Linked DNA regions of Homo sapiens: regions 1 and 3 are each linked to region 2. A link is a loop called in an ENCODE intact Hi-C map of the cell type or tissue named here. Cell type or tissue: OCI-LY7. All regions are shown on one strand. Each heading gives the region's core, and the rest is flanking DNA. Links, peaks and the distances in the headings are about the cores only. Region 1 overlaps BCL9L (BCL9 like). Region 2 holds the start of LOC105369519 (a long non-coding RNA gene). Region 3 has its middle 13 kb from the start of CXCR5.

What was found. Hi-C counts contacts between places; a loop is a spot of excess contacts. Peaks named below come from ENCODE experiments on the same cell type or tissue, not always from the same donor. Only the 100,000 strongest peaks of a DNase experiment are listed, where the experiment ranks them.
Region 1: a loop joins it to region 2, with 6 times the contacts of the local background. A loop is called at or near these places in 20 of 110 quality-filtered maps.
Region 3: a loop joins it to region 2, with 7 times the contacts of the local background. A loop is called at or near these places in 16 of 110 quality-filtered maps.

Annotation. Positions count from the first base shown.
Region 1 is chr11:118,902,530-118,909,877 of GRCh38, forward strand. It overlaps BCL9L (BCL9 like), which reads right to left. Exons shown (of 10, transcript NM_001378213.1): 4 at 5,741-6,126; 5 at 4,954-5,073; 6 at 707-923; 7 at 461-545; 8 at 1-379. Among named protein-coding and RNA genes, the nearest start is that of MIR4492, 4.5 kb to the right of the region's middle. RefSeq lists enhancers at 4,934-5,003, 6,732-7,273. In OCI-LY7, for the core only: CTCF peaks have their summits at 4,663 (motif pointing right) and 4,865; a DNase peak (open chromatin) is centred at 4,672.
Region 2 is chr11:118,685,622-118,692,969 of GRCh38, forward strand. It overlaps LOC105369519 (a long non-coding RNA gene), which reads left to right and starts at 3,928. Exons shown (of 4, transcript XR_007062909.1): 1 at 3,928-4,014; 2 at 7,331-7,348. It also overlaps the pseudogene TREHP1. RefSeq lists enhancers at 1,942-2,457, 2,458-2,972, 4,457-4,576, 6,628-6,887. In OCI-LY7, for the core only: CTCF peaks have their summits at 4,666 (motif pointing left) and 4,877; DNase peaks (open chromatin) are centred at 4,350 and 4,670; H3K4me3 peaks cover 351 bases.
Region 3 is chr11:118,867,285-118,874,632 of GRCh38, forward strand. No RefSeq gene overlaps it. Among named protein-coding and RNA genes, the nearest start is that of CXCR5, 13 kb to the right of the region's middle. RefSeq lists silencers at 2,777-2,826, 2,837-2,926 and enhancers at 3,357-3,436, 5,299-5,488. In OCI-LY7, for the core only: CTCF peaks have their summits at 3,419 (motif pointing right) and 3,619; DNase peaks (open chromatin) are centred at 2,987 and 3,637; H3K4me3 peaks cover 1,740 bases; H3K27ac peaks cover 1,813 bases.

The DNA.
Region 1 (7,348 bases), core at 3,538-6,037, 220 kb after region 2:
CCAGCTGCTCTTTGGACAAGCCCTCTGAGCCCACCAGGCTGCGCTGCCCATTTCCAGGGGCGGCTGCCTCCCCCAGCAGGGCAGGGCCGGGGGCACTGCTGGGGTCTCCTCCAGGAGGCAGAGGGTTGTTGGCGGTGGTAGCCGTCGGGGTGTTAGGGTGGGTGCCCCCAGTCCCACCACCTGTGCTGGCAGCTCCCACCGAGTTGGGGGCCAGGTCCTGACTGCTGTCCTCAGGAGGCCCCTCTGGGGGCAGAGCAGGCGGGGCACTGCCAGGGGCCGGGGGTGGCGGCGGCGGCAGTGGAGGTGGCTGGGACTGCGGGGTGCCTGCTGACGGCGTGCTCAGGGGTAGCGGTTCTGGGGTGGGGGGCACTTTAGGGGCCTGCAGAAGGACAAAGAGAGCATGAGACAGGTAAGGGGACGTTCCACCCAGTCCTGCTGCTCACAGAGGCGCCACGCTCACCTGGTCAAGCTTGGCCCGGGGCACGTTCTGCTGGTGGTAGGCGAGGATGGAGTCGGCCCGGCCCTGCAGCACTGCCTCTGCAGCCCTGCACAGAGTGGGGGCACCGACAGCTCAGAGAGGTGAGCAGGAGGGAGCCCCACCCTCACCCACCCCACCCTGCCCCTGCACGGGGCTCCCTCGGAACCCCAGGCTGAGAGGTGCTGGGCAGAGAGAGAGAGAGACTTGGCCTGCCCACCAGGCACTTACGTGTTGGCCAGGTGGGTGGTGAAGACATATACGAACTGCGAGGGAGGCTTTCCGGGGACGCCCCCGCCCCCGCCCCCGCCCCCAGGGGCATCAGGCCGAAGGCCAGGAGGAGGGCCGTGCGGGGCGCCTGGCACGCTGCTCTCGCTGAGGGGCAGTTGGGTGGTTTGGCCGGGACCCAGCTGTGGGGCCGCCATGGCTGGGTCTGCTACATTACAATCTGCAGGAGAGAGGACAGGGAAAGGGGCTAAGTGGTCTAGATACAAGAAGGACCAGCTGATGCCCCCTCCCACTGATGCTCACAGCCTTACAGCTCGTGCCCACAGGGACATTTGATGTCAGTATCTGGTGTTCTCACCAGGCTGGTTTCCACGATGGCAAGAGTGGTGACCATGTGGAGAGCAGGGACAGAGAAAATGTGTCCTCTCCACAGGCTCCCATGGGCCTGGCATTCTGCTGGGGACTTAACAGGTGTGATTTCATCTCATCAACACACCCTGGGAGGAACGTGTCACACACTCCACTTAACAAAGGAGGAAATAAGTTCCTCACCCACAGTTACACAGCCAGTTAGTGCAGAGCCAGAACTGAACCCAGGGCCGGGACTCTGAAGCTCCGCTCTGAGCTGCTGCCCCTCTCACTGGGTAAGTGTATGTGCACACAGTCTAGTGACCCAGTTAGGGAGAAGGCAGAGAGGGTACACAAGCTGATGATCCAAATGATGGATGGTTTTTCACTCTAGCCCCACCACTAACTGACTTTGTGATTTTATGAACCAGACATCCCTCTAAGCCTCGGTTTCTTCATCTATAAAATGTAAAATACTAACCTCCTCCTTGCACAGGGGGCAGGCCAAAGAAATATATTTTTTAACAGTAAGTTTAAATCAATGTCACAGACTAAAAAAATCCATTTGAAAAACAGAGAGCCGGGAGCGGTGTCTCACGCCTGTAATCCCAGCAGTTTGGGCGGTAGAGGCGGGCGGATCACCTGAGGTCATGAGTTCAAGACCAGCCTGGCCAACATGGTGAAACCCCGTCTCTACTAAAAATACAAAAATTAACTGGGCATGGTGGCGCATGGCTGTAATCCCGCTACTCAGGAGGCTGAGACATGAGAATTGCTTGAACTTAGGAGGTGGAAGTTGCAGTGAGCCGAGATCACACCATTGCACTCTAGCCAGGGCGACAGAGCGAGACTGTCTCAAAAAAATAAATAAATAAATAAAAATAAGAAAGAAAAAACAGTTAGAAAAAGCTGACATACTGGAAACACTCTCAAGACAGACCAGCTGCCCTCAGCACCAAGGGAAGTTTTGTTCCATGGTTAGACACTTGACTGTAAGTCTTAGCGTAGAAAAAAATCTACAACGGGTCTAGGTGAGTGGGTAGACCCATTCGCATGCCAAGAAAAGCAAGTCACAGTTCCTGGCCCGCAGACAGTAAGTACCAGCATTCTCAGTTAATGGGAGACAGATTGCCTGAAGTTGTCTCCATCCAGCCAGGGCAGTGACCACCTTCCCATGGGCCCAGTGTCAGGCTGCCCTCTTTGGAAAAAGTTTCTTCTGCACCTTCTTCTCTGATGGACCCACCCCAAAACGGCCCTGCTCTGGACCCTATCTATCCAATTTTACATAGAAGAGCAGAGCCAGAAATTTGCGGGGGAGCTTGAGAGCTGACCTCAATGTGTGAAGGCTGCTGAGTAGCTCTTGGATACGAGCTATGGGGAGACAGGCAGGGCTTAGTCCAACAAGGAACTTTCTAGTACAATAACAATGATAAAAGCTAACATGTTACATGTATAACCTCATTTACTCCTCATACCAACCCTATGAGATAAATAATACTTTTACAGATGAGGAAACTGAGGCCCTTTCCCAAATTTACAGAAATAACCTGGGTTGCAAACGAAGGCAGCCTGATGGCAGAACTAGTCCTGTCAATGTCTACGTTCTATCGCCCCTCCAGTAAGAACTCTTCAAGAATCTAAGGGCAGGCCGGGCACGGTGGCTTATGCCTGTAATCCTAACACTTTGGGAGGCCGAGGCGGGCGGATCACTTGAGGGCAGGAGTTCAAGACCAGCCTGGCCATAATGGTGAAACTCCATCTCTACTAAAAATACAAAAATTAGCCAGGCGTGGTGACGCATGCCTGTAATCCCAGCTACTTGGGAGGCTGAAGCAGGAGAATTACTTGAACCCAGGAGGTGGAGGTTGCAGTGAGCCGAGATTGTGCCACTGCACTCCAGCCTGGGCAACAGAGTGAGTGAGACTCTGTCTCAAAAAAAAAAAAAAAAAAAAAGAATCAGGCCGGGTGGCTCACGCCTGTAATCCCAGCACTTTGGGGGGCTGAGGCAGGTGTATCACCTGAGGTCAGGAGTTCAGGACCGGTCTGGCCAACATGCTAAAACTCCACCTCTGCTAAAAATACAAAAATTAGCCAGGCGTGGTGGCAGGTGCCTGTAATCCCAGCTACTCGGGAGGCTGAGGCAGGAAAATCGCTTGAACTCAGGAGGCAGAGGTTGCAGTAAGCCGAGTTCGTGCCATTGCACTCCAGCCTGGGCAACAAGAGTGAAACTCCGATTCAAAAATAAATAAATAAATAAATAAATAAAAGAATCTAAGGGTAGTACGACTAAAATAGTCGCCTTGAGTATGGGATGTTAGCAATTTCTACTTTGTATTTCCCTATGTTTGCCAGGCACAGTGGCTCACTCCTGTAATTCCAGCACTTTGGGAGGCCAAGGCATGAGGATCGCTTGAGACCAGGAGTTCAAGATCAGCCTGGGCAACATGGCAAGACTGTCTCTACAAAAATTAGCCAGGTGTGATACATGCCTGAGCCCCAGCTACTTGGGAGTCTGAGATGGGAGGATCACTTGAGCTCAGGAGTTTGAGGTTGCAGTGAGCTGTGATCACACCACTGCACTCCAGCCTGGGTGTCAGAGAGAGACCCTGTCTCTAAACAATAAATAAATAAAACTCACAAAGTTTCTACAATGGTGCAGTCTGATGTGACATAAGTGAACTGGAGGTGGTGGCTATGGGGGGAGGTGTCTGGTCTGGGAAGCAGTAAAGGCTTCTATCATCAAAGGGTTCAGCCAGAGGCTTGGCGACCACCAGGTTAGTCCCACGGGGGAGAGAGAACTGATACAGGATGGTCTGTGAGGTTCCAGCTAGCTGTAGAGGTTTGGTATTTGACCCTCTACACCCCTGTCACAGACATAGTCTGCTCACTCCATAACATTTGCTGACTCTCTCTCCTCCTCTGTAATTGGCATCATGATAACACTGACCTCACAGGGCTGTTGTAAGGATTAAATAAAACAGAGTAGCAAAGTAGCCAATGTACTCTTTTCTTTCTTCTTTCTATGGTCCCTGCCTTCAAGGAGTTCACAATTTAATAGTCTCTGGCTAGTTTCTTTTTCTTCTTTCTTTACTTCTTTCCTTTCTTTCTCTCTCTCTCTCTTTTTAGAGATGGGGTCTCCCTATGTTGGCCAGGCTGTTCTTGAACTCCTGGGCTCAAGCAATTCTCCGGTTTCAGCTCCCCAAATTCTGGGGATTACAGGTGACAGCCACCACACCCAGCCTCTCTGGCTAGTTTCTTATGTCTCTCTCCTCAAAAAGATGTAAACGTAAACTTTGAGGGAAAAAAAATATGTACAAGCTTCCCAGGGGCAGGGGTTACATCTGGCTCTCCCCCATCACTCATGGAAGGACAAGATATAGGCGAATCCATAAAAGAATCAGAGGAGGAGTGGGCATCCCTCCACACCCACTTCTTGTCCTGGTGACACACCCTGGGTACTTGCCAGGAGTCAATTAGAGGTTAGGGAAGGGCACTAGAGACACGGCCAAGTGGCAACTCACACCCAGGCTTAGCAGGGCTTTGCACAGCAGAGCCAACTGCCCGGCTCCCAGTGTCCCTGGACGCTTCACCGCCCTCCCTCCACTAACCAGTAGGTGGCAGCATAGGCCAGGAATTCACAGGTAGAGGTGCAGGTGACGTGACCAAGAAGGAGGCCACTCCACTCTGCCCCACCTAGGGTCCCTAGGGAGAGGGGGTCACTGAGCACCTGGAAGGCAGAGGCGAGGCAGTTGCAGTGTAGGGAGGGACAGAGTCTGAGAGGTAGGATGGGAGAGAAAAATCCAGGACTCCCAGTCCTCACTTCTTTCCCAGGCTCAGTCCTCTCAAGTCCATCCCCCAGGAACATCACGGGCTACAGCACCCTGGCATCGACAGGCACTCACTGTGGGTGGCCCCAATGGGCTTGTCGTCCTCCTCACTGTCCGGTCCAGAGCACCATTCGTCCCCACTGTACGGCTGCTTCCGCTCCAGCACACAGCGCCGCTTACTCCGCGGCGCCACCTCTGCCCAGGCAGGACGGAGGAAAGAGTGAGTGCCTAGAGGCCCCATTATTCTCCCACACCCAGGGTCCCTCCCAGATCCATTCTCTAAGATGCCCCACCCTAGAGGGCACTGCCCAGGCCATGGTGGGCACTTCGCCAGCCCGTGGCCCCCACCACGCCACCATTTGTTTCTGATTTCTCTCTATAGCCCCATGCCTGTCTCCCCTCCCCCCCAACACCAAGTACAGCATAATCCCCAACCACAACTGGTTCTAATTAGGGCTGGAGGGGAGGGGGAGCTGCTGCTACTCTTCCAGGCCCCAGTGCCTGCTCCCAAAGGGCTCCCACCAGCCGGGATACGGAGGCTCCTGGAAGTGTGTGGGTCTGGGGTCTGCTCCTCACTCCATGGCACCTCCCTCTCCCCTTCTGGAGCTCTGGTGGGAAAGCAGGAGGGGAAGGAGTCCAGAAGTCCGACCACTCTGTGTGGCCCCTCCATGGGTGGCATCATGGCCAACCCCAATCCCGAATGATCTGGTTGGTGGGTGTTGAAAGGTACCCATGCAGAAATACTGGAGAAGAACGTGGGATGAGGACTGGACAAGCAGGGAGCAGAGAGGTGATCTCCCAGAACATCTGAGCCTTGGACTATGGGAGATGCTAGGGTCTTAGGGATGAGGAAATGGGGTACCTTTGGCCTCTGAATCCAGGGATGGGGTCCCAGCCTCTCGCTGCTCTCCAGAGTCCACAGACACACTCCGGTCCCTCTTCACCTTGCCCTTGAGCGAGCTGAAAGGGGGCACCCCTGCCTGGGGGTTCTTCAGACTTGAGTTGCTAGGCGAGATCTGGTTGGCCTTGGCCCCATGGTTCCCCGCCCCCACGCCCTTCGAGCCCACGTTGCAGGTGGGTCCTTGGTTCACATTCTGGTGCTGAGATTGGGCCCCGCCATTCCCTGTCTTGCCATGATTGGTCAATTTATTTTCTGGGTGCATTGGCTTGGCTGGGGCAGGGGGGCAATGACCGCGGGGGGACAGCGGCGGGCTCCCTGGAGCTTCTCTCCTCCTGGGGTGGGGTAACCTGGGAGGAGGTGGGAGAAATGTGAAAAGTTAACCTTGCTAGGGGCTAGGCATGCCTGCAACTTAATTACCCCATCCTGCCTCCCCTAACAATGGGGGAGGGTGGGGGGAAGGGGTGGTATCTCAAGACCACCACCAGCTATTCTCTACCTCCCTCCATGGCTTCCTCAGACAAGGGCTGAAGCCCTCATCCACCTTGGGGAGTGGAGATGGGGAAACCCTCCACCCCCTAGCCTCCACAATTTGAATGGAAACCAGGGCCTAGAGTTGGCAGAATTCACCCACCTCAGCCCCAAAACACCCATCAGCCTGCAAGCTTCTGTGGCAACCCTGTCCTCTGTATCAGACTTAAGCATCCTCTCTTCTAAGATCTGCTGTCTTCAGACTCCTTCCAAGGTCTCAAACCTCAACTCCCATATGTCCCAACACCAGCAGAGAAGGGCCACAGGACCTGGGGTCACTGCACATGCCCGGGTCTCATTCCCCAGGGACAGTGGGAAAACGCACACCAGGGAGTGCTACCCACTGGTCCAGACAGCTGGAGGGGAAGGCCTGAGGAGGGGGGCTTGGCAGGCCAGGCCGGCAGGCAGAAGCAGGAGGAAAGGGGGAGGGGAGCGGTGTGTCAAGCAGATGGGGAGTGTAGCTTGAAGCCAAGGATTCCTGCAGCCTAGGCTGCGGGCCCTTTAAGCTCCAGCCCGCTCCCCCCGCCGCCTCCCCCTCCCCGGAGACCTATTAATAGCCGCTGGAAAGATCACATCACGGGAGAGGATATTTATCCCCCCTCATTCCACACCAGCTCAGATTTATTTCAGCTCTGCTGTCCTGCTGCTGCCGCCTGGCCCTGTCTGCCGGCTTCTCCGGGGAGGGGGGAGGGAGGCAGGCACCGCCCCCTACTCCAGCTCCCACCTCCAGCTAGACTGAGGCCAGAGGCGGCCTTCGGACCCCACAGTAGGGTGGGAGGGGGTCTGCTCAAACCATTTTAAGGAGGGAAGAACTAGAAGGGACCAGAAGCCGCAAGCATAGCTGGCTGCCAGTCCCCTCTGCCCCCCACCCAGGCCCAGGCACTAAGGCTGGCTGCGCCTCCTGCCTCGGGCCAGGCCTTCCCATGCTAACCCCCCTTTAGCCCACTGGTGGCCTGGGAGCCAGGTGCCCAGGGCGGCTCCTCTCCTGGCCAGCACAGCTTGGGCCCCATCACCACTGGGCCCTTCCCTTCCCGCACTCCA
Region 2 (7,348 bases), core at 3,149-5,648:
ACCAAACCAGTACTGGGTAAAAGAAACCCAGTGTGGAGGTGTCTACTCTGGTAAGTTGTGACTCTCTGGATCTGCCTGTCTGTCTCCAGTTTTGGAGGCAGCTCTGTGACCTTAATTTGCTCTGTGACCTTAATTCTCTGACAGATCTAAGAAGAGTTGCGGGTGTTGTTTATTCAGCTTTTTACTGTTGTTAAGATGGAGTGACAGTTGCCACACTCCTTACACCCTAAGCCAGAAACAAGAAACCCCCATTTAGTTCTTTTTTTTTTTTTTTAATTTGAGAGTCTCACTCTGTCGCCCAGGCTGGAGTGCAATGGCACAATCTCGGCTCACTGCAACCTCTGCCTCCTGGATTCAAGCAATTCTCCTGCCTCAGCCTCCCCAGTAGCTGGGATTACAGGCATGCCCCACCACGCCCAGCTAATTTTTGTATTTTTAGTACAGACAGGGTTTCACCATGTTGGCCAGGCTGGTCTCGAACTCCTGACTTCAGGTGGTCCTCCCACTTTGGCCTCCCAAAGTGCTGGGATTACAGGCATGAGCCACCGTGCCTGGCCGGTTCTCTTTGTATTTTCTTTTTCTTTTATTTTCTAGAGACAGAGTTTTCCTCTGTCACCCATGCAGGAGTGCAGTGGCTCAATGACAGCTCCTTGCAACCTTGAACTCCTGGGCTCAAACAATCCTTCCACCTCATCCTCCCAAATAGCTGGGACTACAGGCATGTGCCATAATGCCTGGCTAATTTTAAAAATTACAGCTCACTATGTTGCCCAGGCTGGCCCTGAAATCCTGTCCTCAAGTGATCCTCTTGCCTTGGCCTCTCGAAGCACTGGGATTACAGGTGTGAGCCATCACACCCAGCCCTTTTTTAATTTTTATTTTTTTATTATTATGATTTTTGAGACAGGATCTTGCTCTGTTGCCCAGGCTGGAATGCAGTGGCACAATCACAGCTCACTGCAGCCTCCACCTCCTGGGCTTAAGCAATCTCACCTCAGCGTCCTGAGTAGCTGGGACTACAGGTGTGCACCACCACACCTGGCTAATTTTTTATTTTTGTAGAGATGGGGTCTCACTATGTTGCCTTGGCTGGTTTTGAACTCCTGGGCTCAAGTGATTTGCCTGCCTCAGCCTACCAAATGTTGGGACCACCGGGGTGAGCCACTATACCCCCTGGCCCTTTTTAATACTTTCCATCTGTTTATTGATACCCTTTCTTTAGTATATAGTGGTCACTTTTTTTTTCTGAGATGGAGTCTCGCTCTGTTGCCCAGGCTGGAGTGCAGCAGTGCAATATTGGGTCGCTGCAACCTCCACCTCCTGGGTTCAAGCGATTCTCCTGCCTCAGCCTCCCGAGTAGCTGGGATTACAGGCGCCCGCCACCACACCCAGCTAATTTTTGTATTTTTAGTAGAAGACAGGGTTTCATTATGTTGGCCAGGCTGGTCTCGAACTCCTGACCTCAGGTGATCCACCCATCTCAGCCTCCCAAAGTGCTGGGATTACAGGTGTGAGCCACCGTGCCCAGCCTAGTGGTCACTCCTATAAGACAATTTCTCTTGCCTGGTTGTGTGTGTGTGTGTCATACTTTTCTGTTTTTTTGTGTGTGTCTCGTAATTTTTTGTAGGAAAACAAACATTTTAGATAACATATTGTAGCAATGCTGGGTACTGGCTGCCTCACCACACTCTACCCAGAGCGTGCTATTGTTCATTTGTGTATTTGGGGAGCAACTGGCTGAATTATGGTCCTGGTCTATTTCCCACCCTCTGTGTTAAGCCCATGAGGTTGCTCCTCGGGGAGACACAGCTTTGGGGATGGCTACAGCCACTCTGGGGTGACAGTGGTCTTGGCAGGGCTCCCTTCCTCTCTTTCCCTGAGCACATCCAGCAGTTAAACTCCACTAATTGCCAGCTGATTTTACAATTGTTTTAATGATGCCCTGGGGGATAAATAGATCAGAGACAATCCATTCAAATTCAGACTCCTTTGAAGGAATAATATCAGGGGCAGAAATAAATTATACATATTTCTTCGGGCCCCACCTCCCCTGCTCTCCTTCCCAGCATTGAGCCCTTGGTTGCCTGGGCCCAGGCTGGGGTTTTCAGTATTTGTAAAGCCTTCAGACTAAGGAAGTGAGTGGAAGGCTGGAGGTGTGGGGCTTGGCGCTGGGGCACTTGGGGTAGGAGGGATAGGTCTTCCCCCCAGAGCAGGATTTCCACCCTATTGAAGGTTCCAGGAGGGAGCTAGGCCCCTACCCATGCCCTCCAGGTCATGACCCTGCCCCCCACCTCACTCTGATCAGAGGACAGGCTGGGAGGTAGGAGGGCATGAAGAGGCAGGGGAAGACAGGAACTGGTGCAGAGGTTTAATGGGACAGGAGCTGGGGCCAGGTGAGGAGGGGAGGGCTGTCACTGTGGCAGAAGGCTGAGCAGGAGGCTGGGAAAAAGGGTGGCCGCCAGACAGTGGGGCTCCAAGAAAGCCAGCTGGGCCCCTAAGGTCAGCCGGTCACCACAGCAGTCCAGTAGCATCAGGACCACGCCATTCATCCAGCCAAAGCCCTCCTGGGAGAGGCAGGGCAGTGGGGCCAGGTTTCTGGGGAAGCCCCAAACCCTTGGTGGTGTGTCCGGAATTGGTGGGTTCTTGGTCTCACTGACTTCAAGAATGAAGCCACGGACCCTCACGGTGAGTGTTACAGTTCTTAAAGCAGCACGTCTGGAGTTGTTCGTTCCTCCCGGTGGGCTCGTGGTTTCGCTGGCTTCAGGAGTGAAGCTGCAGATCTTCGTGGTGAGTGTTACAGCTCATAAAAGCAGTGTGGACACAAAAAGTGAGCAGTAGCAAGATTTATTGCAAAGAGCAAAAGAACAAAGCTTCCACAGTGTGGAAGAGGACGTCAGCAGATTGCCGCTGGTGGTTCGGGCAGCCTGCTTTTATTCTCTTATCTGGCCCCACCCACATCCTGCTGATTGGTAGAGCCCAGTGGTCTGTTTTGACAGGGCGCTGATTGGTGCATTTATAATCCCTGCGCTAGATACAAAGGTTCTCCACTTCCCCATCAGATTAGTTAGATACAGAGTATGGACAGGAAGGTTCTCAAAGGCCCCACCAGAGCAGCTAGATACAGAGTGTCGATTGGTGCACTCACAAACCCTGAGCTAAACACAGGGTGCTGATTGGTGTGTTTACAAACCTTGAGCTAGATACAGAGTGCCGATTGGTGTATTTACAATCCCTGAGCTAGACATAAAGGTTCCCCACGTCTCCACCAGACCCAGGAGTCCAGCTGGCTTCACCCAGTGGATTCCGCACCCCGGCTGCAGGTAGAGTTGCCTGCCAGTCCCGTGCCGTGCGCTCGCACTCCTCAGCCCTTGGGTGGTCGATGGGACTGGGCACCGTGGAGCGGGGGCAGTGCTCCTTGGGGAGGCTCGGGCTGCACAGGAGCCCAGGGAGGCGGGGGAAGGCTCAGGCATGGCGGGCTGCAGTCCCGAGGCCTGCCCTGGGGGAAGGCAGCTAAGACCCGGTGACAAATCGAGCGTAGCGCCAGTGGGCCTGCACTGCTGGGGGACCCAGTACACCCTCCGCAGCCGCTGGCCCGGGTGCTAAGTCCTTCATTGCCCGGGGCCAGCAGGGCCGGTCGGCTGCTCCTAGTGCGGGCCCGCCAAGCCCACGCCAACCCGGAACTCCACCTGGCCCGCAAGCGCCGCGCGCAGCCCCGGTTCCCGCTCTCGCCTCTCCCTCCACATCTCTCTGCAAGCTGAAGGAGTGGGCTCCTGCCTTGGCCAGCCCAGAAAGGGGCTCGCACAGTGCAGCGGTGGGCTGAAGGGCTCCTCAAGTGCCGCCAAAGTGGGAGTCCAGGCAGAGGAGGCGCCAAAAGCGAGCAAGGGCTGTGAGGACTGCCAGCACGCTGTCACCTCTCAGTGGGGGCTGTGGGCTCTCTTCCCAGGGGCACTGGCCCTGCCTAACCCTAGCGGTACAGGGAGCACCAGTCAGCTCCTCCTCCAGGCCCACATGCAGGTGAGCACACTGAGGCCTGGGGCGGGGATCGTGGGCAGCAGAGCCCAGGAGTTTCCTGTAGGGTGATGGCCAGCCCACCCCTGGCCTGCTCACCTGAACTTCATACTCCCCTCCGCCACCGGGCTCTCCACCGTTGCTAATGTCATACTGGGAATAAGAGGGCGGGCCGTAGGTCAGGCACTGCCCCCACCCCACCCACCCCCAGCCACAGGGACAACAAACAACGGGATCCTTGTCGGGAGAAGCCGCTCTGCCTCCCAGCAGCCCCTGCAGTGCCCAGGAGTGCCCACTGGGCGCCGCCACCATCCCAGCTGCGCTTGCCCTGAGCCCTGCCAAGCCTGACCCTCCCGCCTCACCACGGGGACGCCCTGGGGGTACGGGGAGGGCTCAGGCCAGCTCATCTTCTCATACATGGCTGACTTGCTGGTAGACATCAAAGTTGGTTCGGATCCAATTCTGGGGCATATTGGTAGATCAGGATCTGGCTGCCCTAGAAGGTTCCAGACATTCCCGTGACTGTGGGTGGGGCTGGACTGGGAGCCAGGACGCTGGGCCCGGCGGGAAGCCAGATGTCCCTTTCCTGGCCCTTCTCTTCTCGGCTCACAGCTGCCCCCCGGTGGCTCCGCGGGACCTGCCGGCTGGGACAAGGGGCACAGCCGGAGGAAGCGGCCTCCCCTGCAGGTCCTGCTCAGGGTCGGGAGGGGGCAGTGCTGCCTGCAGTGGGCCAGAGCCACCTTCTGTGCCCTCACCTCCAGGTATTTCAGAGCCTTGTCCGCCACGCCAGGGTCAGAGAAACACCCGTTCCAGAGTGGAGTGAGGTTGGATGGGTAAAACTCCCGGTTCTCCTTGTTCTCAAGGTCGTAGTCGAACCAGGCACTGGTCTGCTCATCCCACAGGACTGTGTTCAGGGCGGCCAAGCGCTGCGCCGGCAGGATTCTGTACTTTGTGGCCTGGGAGTCGTTCCCTGGGGCAGTGCTGCCTTTGGGCCCTACAGGAGCCCTCTAGAAAGAACTTCTGAGGTCAGACGGGCAGCATCTACTCTAACGCCTCACCTCCTCCAGGAAGTCTCCCCACCCTCCCCAGGAAACCCCAGCCTGTCCTGTCTCCTCTGGGCTGCCTGCACTGTCTCTGGCACCACTGGGTAGATGTTCACTGCCTGCTGGGCTCTCCTTCCCTGAGCTCCTGGGCCAGGCCTCCGTCTCAGGAGGAATCAGGGCTACTGCTTGCTCAGCCCCGTCCTGAGCTACTTTGCTCATCCACATCCCCTCATCTGGGGAAAGGGTTTGGGGTTTTATCCCGTCCCTAGTCCTACCACTGGAGCCCAAGCCCAGACCCTCTTGCTTGGAGCCCCGCTTTCCCTGGACCTGTTCCCACTCTGCCCCAGTCACACAGGCCTTCTTCCCAATCCCTGAACAGTGCCTCAGGGCCTCTGCACGGCCCTTTCCGTGCCTGGACTGTCCTCTCCCAGATCAGCTCAGCAATGGTTCCTGCCACAATTCTGCTCACACATCACCTCCTCAGAGACACCTTCCCTCCCCATCCTCTCTAACACACCCTCCGCTCACCCACACCAGCGGGCCCTAACTTCTCTCTACTTCAAACCGTGCTTCTGTTACTGTTTTGCTTCTATTATTATTATTATTATTGGAGACAGAGTTTCTCTCTTGTTGCCCAGACTGGAGTGCAATGGCGCGATCTTGGCTCACTGCAACCTCCACATCCCAAGTTCAAGCGACTCTCCTGCCTCAGCCTCCCGAGTAGCTGGGATTACAGGCGTGCGCCACCATGCCCGGCTAATTTTGTATTTTTCATAGAGATGGGGTTTCACCATGTTGGCCAGGCTGGTCTCGAACTCCTGACCTCAGATGATAGCTCCCACCTTGGCCTCCCAAAGTGCTGGGATTACAGGCATGAGCCACCGTGCCCAGCTGTTTTTCTTCTATTATTATTGTTCTTGCAGGAGCTGGTAAAGTGGCTGATGTGGCCACAGCTCCATAAATCCATGTGGAACGAAGGGTGGACATCGCCTGAGTCCAGGAGACAGGACAGGGTCACTCATCTCTGTCCCTGGTGATGGAAACTCAGGCTCAGGAAAGAGCCTTGACCTGCCCTGGGTCACAGAGAGAATATTAGGGTCAGGGCTTGAGCCCGGGTGCTGTGGTCAGGCCCTTAGGCCGCCTCTCACACCCAGACTAGGAAGCTGGAGCAGAAAGTTTGCTAGAACAATCCTGAGAAGAGGCCTGCACAGTTCAAGGGGCAGCTTGGAGGAGGAGAGGGAGGGAGGACCGGCTCTGGCCAGTGGGCTCTTGGACCTCAGGCCAGGCTCTGGCAGCTGCATCTGGTATCAGGCCTGCAGGTCCAGTGCCTATTATGGGGCCTATTATGACTGCACAAGGGGCCTCAAGTTCATTCAGGCCAAGCCTCTCATTCTGCAGAGAACCACACAGTGGTTGCCGGGATTTGCCCAAGGCTGGTGGGTTGGTCATGAGGGCAGGCCCGAACTCATCTCTATTTTCTTGCATTCCGGCTCTCCTGATGTTCCAGGCCCATCTCTGAGTCATCCTTGGACAGGAGAGATCCCAGAGGGTAAACAGGACATGAGCCTGCAGTGAGGGGAGACAGAGGAGGAGAGAACTCCCTGAAACAAGAGGAGAGGAGGAGCTGGTGGGGAGGACACAGGTAGGGCAGCGGGCAGACCACCAAGGGGCAGGCTTGCTGTTTCGCAGCCTGACCCCCAGCCTGTGTGCCTCATTGCCGCCTCCTCCTCCCAGAGCAGGGCCTACGCCTCAACCAGAGCTTGGAGCAAGACAAGGAAGGCTCCATTTCTCTCCTCCTACTCCTCTACTCAAACCACAGCCATCTGTACATCAGAAACTTTTTTTTTTTTTTTTTTAGCCCTCAGCTGCCTGATGCCCATGGTTGGGGTTTGGGCTGAGTCACCGAGGGCTGCCTGCACACACCAGGGAGGGCTCCTGAGCACCCACTCTCAGGCTTTGCACGTTTCCGAAATTCTGCACACGACAGCAATTTTTGCAGCAAGGGTGTGGAGGGTGCCTGTGGGCCAGTCACCAGCCTGCTGCAGCTGTCCGTGGTTGCCTCTGTCTGCCAGGGCTGCACGACCTCTGGTTTTCACCTCAACCACTGCGGCTTCCTCTCTCCCCGTGGGAACAGGGCATGGGGTGAGGGAGCTACCATGCCCAGACAACTAGGCATCTCCCTGCCAGGCCAGGAGTTCCACTGCCACAGCCCAATACCAGCAAATTCAGATGCAACCAAGTGACCCCAACTCAAGTTACATTCCCTTTCTCCCCCACAGGCTCTGCAGTCCCAGGGA
Region 3 (7,348 bases), core at 2,437-4,936, 180 kb after region 2:
TTTCTGCAATTTAGACTCACCTGCTTATTGCTGTGAACCAATCAGTGATCTCTGACTGCAGCTCAGATGAAACAAGAGGGATGAGTAATGTAAAAATCCGGATCAATATTCTAATTCTAGGCACATATTGGAATCAGCTAGCAACCCACATCCACTTGGTTTCCAACAATTGCCCAGTTCATGGAAAGCCCAGGCTGCAGGGCAATGGCACGATCTCGGCTTACCGCAACCTCCGTCTCCCAGGTTTAAGTGATTCTCCTCCCTCAACCTCCCAAGTAGCTGGGATAGCAGGCATGCGCCACCAGGCCCAGCTAATTTTGTATTTTTAGTAGAGACGGGGTTTCTCCATGTTGGTAGGGCTGGTCTCAAACTCCCGACCTCAGGTGATCCGCCCGCCTTGGCCTCCCAAAGTGCTGGGGTTACAGGTGTGAGCCACCACGCCCAGCTGGAAAGCCTTCTTATTTAGTTTACTTGGGATAATTTTGTAGGAGGATCACTTGAGCTCAGGAGTTCAAGGCTGCACTGAGCTATGATCATGCCACTGCACTCCAGCCTGGGTGACAGAGTGAGACCCTGTCTCAAAAAAAAAAAAAACTATATATCTACATATATATATATAATAAAGAAAAAAGATGATGGACAAAGTTATATTAGTTCCCATCACAACATTATGACTGATTTTCCCCACTATTTTCCAATTATATGTAATGTTGATTCTAAAATAAAATAAAATGTTAACTTACTGAAATATGAATAATATATCCTTCATATAAAAAGAAAGCAGGCTGGGCACAGTGGCTCACGCCTATAATCCTAGCACTTTGGGAGGCCAAGGTGGGTGGATCACTTGAGGTCAGGAGTTCAAGACTAGCCTGGCAAACATGGTGAAACCCCATCTCTACTTAAAAATACATAAAATTAGCTGGGCGTGGTGGCGTAAGCCTGTAATCCCAACTACTTGGGAGGCTGAGGCAGGAGAATTGCTTGAACCTGGTAGGCGGAGGTTGCAGTGAGCTGAGATCGTACCACTGCACTCCAGCCTGGGTGACAGAGAGAGATTCCATCTCAAAAAAAGAAAGAAAAAGAAAGCAAAACTGGCCAGGTGTGGTGGCTCATGCCTGTAATCCCAGCAGTTTGGGAGACCAAGGCAGGCAGATCATGAGGTCAAGAGATTGAGACCATCCTGGCCAACATGGTGAAACCCTGTCTTTACTAAAAAAAAAAAAAAAAAAAAAAAAAATTAGCTGGGCATGGTGACACGCATTTGTAGACCTACCTACTCTGGAGGCTGAGGAGGAGAATCCCTTAAACCTGGGAGGCAGAGGTCACAGTGAGCCGAGATCTCGCCACTGGACTCTAGCCTGGTGACAGAGCAAAACTTGTCTCAAAAAAAAAAAAAAAAAGAAAGAAAGCAAAACTATACATTTTCCTTTTTTTACAATTTTTTTTCATGCTTCACTCTGTCACAATCAGGGCTCACTGCAGTCTTGAACACCTGGGCTCAAGCAATTGTCCCACCTCAGCCTCACAAGTAGCTGGCTGGGACTACAGGTGTGCGTCACTATGCCCAGCTAATTTGTTTGTTTGGTTTCTTTTTTTAGTAGAGACCGGTCTTCCTATGTTGCCCAAGCTGGTCTCAAATTCCTGGGCTCAAGTAATCCTCCTGCCTTGTCTTGCTAAAGTGCTGGGATTATAGAAGTGAGCCACCACACCTGGCCAACTTTATCTTTTGTATAGTGCATAGAACAGTCCCCACCAAAGGGCTTCTACTGCAAAGTCATTTACAAAAACAATGGGTAAATATTATTTTTTAATTTAGGCCAGGCGAGGTGGTTCACACCTGTATTCCCAGCACTTTAGGAGGCCGAGGCGGGCCGATCACCTGAGATCGGGAGTTTGAGACCAGCCTGACCAACATGGAGAAACCCCATCTCTACTAAAAATACAAAATTAGTTGGGTGTAGTGGCACATGCCTGTAATCCCAGCTACTGGGGAGGCTGAGGCAGGAGAATCGCTTGAACTGGGGAGGCGGAGGCTGCAGTGAGCCGAGATCGTGCCATTGCACTCCAGCCTGGGCAACAAGAGCGAAACTCTATCTCAAAAAAAAAAATAATAATAACAATTATTAAATTTAAAAATATTTTAACTTAAAAATATTATGTAATTAGATTTTTTTTTAATGCTGGAAGAAGCTTTCATTAACAGTTACAAGCCAGGCACAGTGGCTCATGCCTGTAATCCCAGCACTTTGGGAGGCCGAGTCGGGTGGATCACTTGATGTCAGGAGTTTGAGACCAGCCTGACCAACATGGTGAAACCCTGTATCTACTAAAAATACAAAAAAATTAGCCAGGCATGGTGGCGGGCACCTGTAATCCCAGCTACCTGCGAGGCCGACGCAAAAGAATTGCTTGAACCGGGATGGCGCCACTGCACTCCAGCTTGGGCAACAGAGTGAGACTCTGTCTCAAAAAAAAAAAAAATTGGTTACAGATTACACCTTGTTTTCTTTAAAGCCTTTAAAGAAAGTGTAATCTGTAACTATTAATAAAAGCTTCCCAAACAACGAAACTGTTTACTTTCCCGCGCAGGCTCAGGTTGCCTCCAGCTAAACACAAATGTGGGGGCTGGAGAAAGGCCTGGAGAGCTCCCAGCGCCCTCTGAGACATGGCTCCAGGTCACACAGCCCAAAGCCTTGGCCTGTTTTGTACGTGGACGGGGCAAAGAGAACACCCTCGCCGCTTCTCTCTGCCTTTAGCAGGGCTGTAGGAAACCCCCACCAGAGACCTCCAGCTTGGAGAGGAAAGAGTGGAACAGCCCTCTGGAAGCAAGTTACCCACAGGTTTAGTTTGCCTGGAGAGAAACAGGCCGGAGAGAGACTGCGGCCTCCCTAGGGTCTTCTGACGGCAAATTCCTCCAGCTCAGTGGCTGCTGGGCAGCAGCACAGCCGGTTTCTCTCAAGGGCACACCCCACACACCGCGTCACTGTGCACTAGCCTCAGATGACAGACAAGCCTTTCACAAGACTTTTGTGGCACTGTTCATTTCTGAGACCTTCTCTATGATGAGCTCAAACTGCTTACCTCAGAGAAGAAACTGCGTGCACAGAAAGCTGCTGAGGCCAGCTTGGGGCCCCTTCTTTCCTGTCCCTGGGCACTTCCCTGGCTGCTCTCTTTCCCCACTGCCCAGCCCAAGGAGTCCCCTCTGCAGCTGACCCGGGTTCAGCCTCCAGAACAGCGAGTTCCACAGCCCTGAAGCCTGGCCATCGTCCCTTTTCTGGACACTGGACTGGTTCATAGGGCTCAGTGCCCTGCGGCTTTCTCCTCCCCACCACAGGCCTGGGAGGGGCAAGAAGCACCAGTTTGTTTTCTGGGTCAGCCTGCAGCAAAGAGCGACTGCCCTCACCGACAAGCTGAGCCTCTCTCCCAGCAGCACCCCCACAGTAGCCAGCAGGGGACCCTGGAGGATCGTGGAGCTGGATCACCACCCAGAAGACATGAATTCCTCTTGTCCAGAGGCAGAACAACAGCAACAGCAGCCACTTATGCTCCTGTAGTTTCCAGAGCACCTTGCTTAATCGGAAGTAGGATGTTACACTCCAGAGACTACTGATTTACATATCACACATGTGCTCATCCATCCATTCACCAAACCTCTGTTGACTGCTCGCGCTGCCCTGCGTTCCTGGCACTGTGCAGGGTTATAATCTAGTAGGAAAGACCTGACAAGGTCACAGATGTCAGTACTGAAAGGAAGAGTAGGGTAGATGGCCACCCCACCCCCACCCCAACCTCAAAAAAGAGACTAAAAAATTACTGTCACTTGTGTAATTCATCAACAAACTTTACTGAGCACCTAATAGGCACTGAGTGTTTTCGTGTATTGATCACGCATTGATCCTCACAATAACCTTTGAGATGGGTTGTGCCATTTACACAGGGCGAAGAAGAGAGACTGGCCACTGTCACACAGCTACTGATATCCAAGCTGAGATCCAAAGCTCCTCTGCTTCTCCTGATGAGAATGAGCACCACAGGCAGGCCACAGAAAAACACCCAGGAGAGCCAAACTCAGACCCACCCCAGATTTCCCACCCCACCCTCCACTGGCTCCAACCTCACTCCCTCTTCATTCATTCAGCCAGTCTGTCAAACACAGTTATTGTACTCCTGTGGGGTGCAAAGCTCTTGAGGAAAGGGGAGGAAGGAAGAATCATAAATGGCTTTGTCACCCAAAGGCTGTGATATGGGCTTAGTGCGGAAATTAGAGTATCACTTATCAGCGTTGGGGCTGCCAGGGTTCAAAAAATACAGGTTAAGGGTGCCCGATCTCACCTTTGCGTTGTGGGTGGCCGGGGCGCAACGGTTTAACCTTGAATTTAGCAGGAGTCTCTTTGTACGAGAAAAGGGGCACCTGAGAATGGGCCCTTGAGGAGTAATTTAGGCTTTTCGGTCAATCCAGAGGAATATTATGGGAAAGGGCCGCGCCCGAATTCCCAGGAACTGGAGAAATCTTTAAGCAGAGGGGGTGGAGGGCACCAAAAAGAGGGAACGCTACTGGGGTTCAACTGGCTGGAGGACAGTGCACCCCCAATGGGGGAACCAAGAAATAAATTTGGGAAAAAACAGTAGACAATCTATAAAATTTTTTTTTTTTTTTTTTGAGACGGAGTCTCGCTCTGTCACCCAGGCTGGAGTGCAGTGGCGCGATCTCGGCTCACTGCAATCTCTGCCTCCTGGGTTCAAGCAATTCTCCTGCCTCAGCCTCCTGAGTAGCTGGGACTACAGGCATGCACCACCATGCCTGGCTAATTATTGTATTTTTAGTAGAGACGGGGGTTTCACCATGTTGGCCAGGCTGGTCTCGATCTCTTGACCTCGTGATCCGCCCACCTCGGCCTCCCAAAGTGCTGGGATTACAAGCATGAGCCACCGCGCCCGGCTGACATTCTATAAATATTTATATCTGGGAAACAAAAGCGGGGAATTGGGGCCAGGTTACAGAGGACATAAACTGTGGCACCAGGGTTGGCACTTGCTTCTCTGTTCACAAGAGCCGTTGGCGGGATTTCCCATTGTCCCCCTTGGGTAGGTAAGGCCAGGTGGCTGCTCCATCTCTGCCACCTCCAGCGCCGGTCCCACTGTGTCAGCAGCCCTGTCCCCTACTGCTGTGTCATCAATTACTCTCAGGTGCCTGGCCCCCACCCAGTGGCCCCCACCTTGCAGCCCCGAAGGCTTCCTTCCTGGGGCAGCAGGGCCGAGTCATTTGGAAACCTCTCTCGGAGGAGCTCCGTGATCAAGGTGCAGATGCGGCAGGTGGGCCGGCCTCAATCATGTCTCCAATTGCGACGGTGAATGCGGTGAGGAGTTTCGTTGGCCCATCACCTCTGCCTTGGGCCTGGCTCACTTTCACTGCTGAGTTAGTTCCACGGCCGCCTTTGATGATGCCGCTTCAGCATCTTTTTTCTTCGGCGTTTCCTGCTCCTTTGTTTTCAAGGTCACTCTGTCCTGCCTGCCCCACTCTGGGCCACCCAAGGCCAAGCCTCTAAGCTCCGCGTTGCTGACCACAGTTCTTCACACTAGCCTCACTGCGAGGCTCCGTCCAGACTGAACATGGGGAAGATGAACCTTTCACCATTTGATGTCTTGAGCTTCTCCTCTAGAACAAGCAGGCTAGCTGCCCTGCTCAGGGCCGGCTCATCTCTTTCTCCCTGGAGGACAGAGCTCTGGGCCCTGAGTCAGAACTAGCTGGGGTTCCTCACTAACTGGGTAGACTTATATGATGCATGAGACCTATAGACTCTTACTTAGTTTTCTCAGAAATAACATAGGCCAAGAACGCCTGCTTGCCTGTCTCCACAGGCTGGGATGAGGCCCTTATGAGACCAAGAATGGGAGAGGGCTTCATAAACTGTAAATTAATCTGGGAGCATTACAGTCATGGTTATTAGTTTACAGAGATTGAGTTCACGTTGTTATTTGCTCTCTTAGCACCCTGTTCTTTTTCTTCATAGCACTTTCACATTTTCTAATGATATTATAAGTTATTATTATTACTAAGCACGTAGTTTATGGGTCTAATGCCTCCCTCCTCACCAGGGTATAAGCTACCGCAGAGTGGAAGCCATGCTTCATTTTGTTTCTCATCACTCTGCCAGCACCTGGTTCAGAGCCTGTAATGTTGTGGGGGTTTAAGGAATACTAACGATAAACTGGTGAGTTATTTGAGGACCCACGACCATCCTCGCAAGAGACTTTTGTTAGGCCAGTCTGTCTTGTCCACTGCTGAAGCCTGGCATTTGGTAAGCCATTCATACCTGTTTTTTGGAAGTTGAGATGAATACACCTTAGCCGGGTGTGGTGTCTCACACCTGTTATCCCAGCACTTTGGGAGGCCGAGGACGATGGATCACCTGAGGTCAGGAGTTCGAGACTAGCCTGGCCAACATGGTGAAACCCCATCTCCACTAAAAAAAAATACAAAAATTAGCCAGGCATGTTAGCCCACCTGTAGTCCCAGCTACTCGGGAGACTGAGGCAGGGGAATCGCTTGAACCCAGGAGGCAGAGGTTACAGTGAGCCAAGATCTTGCCACTGCACTCTAACCTGGGTGAGGAGAGCGAGACTCCATCAAAAAAAAAAAAGAGAAAGAAAGAAAGGAAGAGAAAGAAAGAAAGAGAAAGAAAGAAAAGAAAGAAAGAGAAAGGAAAAGAAAGAAAGAAAAGGAAAGAAAGAAGAAAGAAAGAAAGAAAAAAGAAAAGAAAAGAAAGGAATGAAAACACCTTAAACACCACCAGCTTCATCGTGAAGTTCTGTTGCTGAAGTCCCTGCCATGTGTCTCAGTTGCCCCCTCTGCCATCCAAATGCCCAGACAGGCTCTCTGGGCCTCTCAGTATCCACCCTCATTGCCTTCTCCCACATCTTCCTCTGCTCCAGTCCAGACAAACTGCTCACCATCCCTTCCCCAAGATGTGCATTTACCGCCTGCGGACCTCCTTCCCTCAAAGTCCTGCCTGAAGTTCCTTCCTTTTTGACCTCCCTTTAAAAAGCATGAGTGGGCCTGACGCAGAGGTGCATGCCTGACATCCCCGTGCTTTAGGAGGCTGAGGAAGGAAGTTTAAGGCCAGGAGTTCGAGACCAGCCTGGGCAACATAGCAAGACCTTATCTCTACAAAAAAAAATTAAAAATTAGCCTGGCATGGTACACACTTATAGTCCCAGCTGCTCAGGAGGCTGAGGTGGAAGGATCACTTGAGTTCAGGAGTTTGAGACTACAGTGAGCGACAATTATGCCACTGCACTCCAGCCTGTGTGACAGAGCAAGACCTTGTCTCTAAAAAAAAAAAAA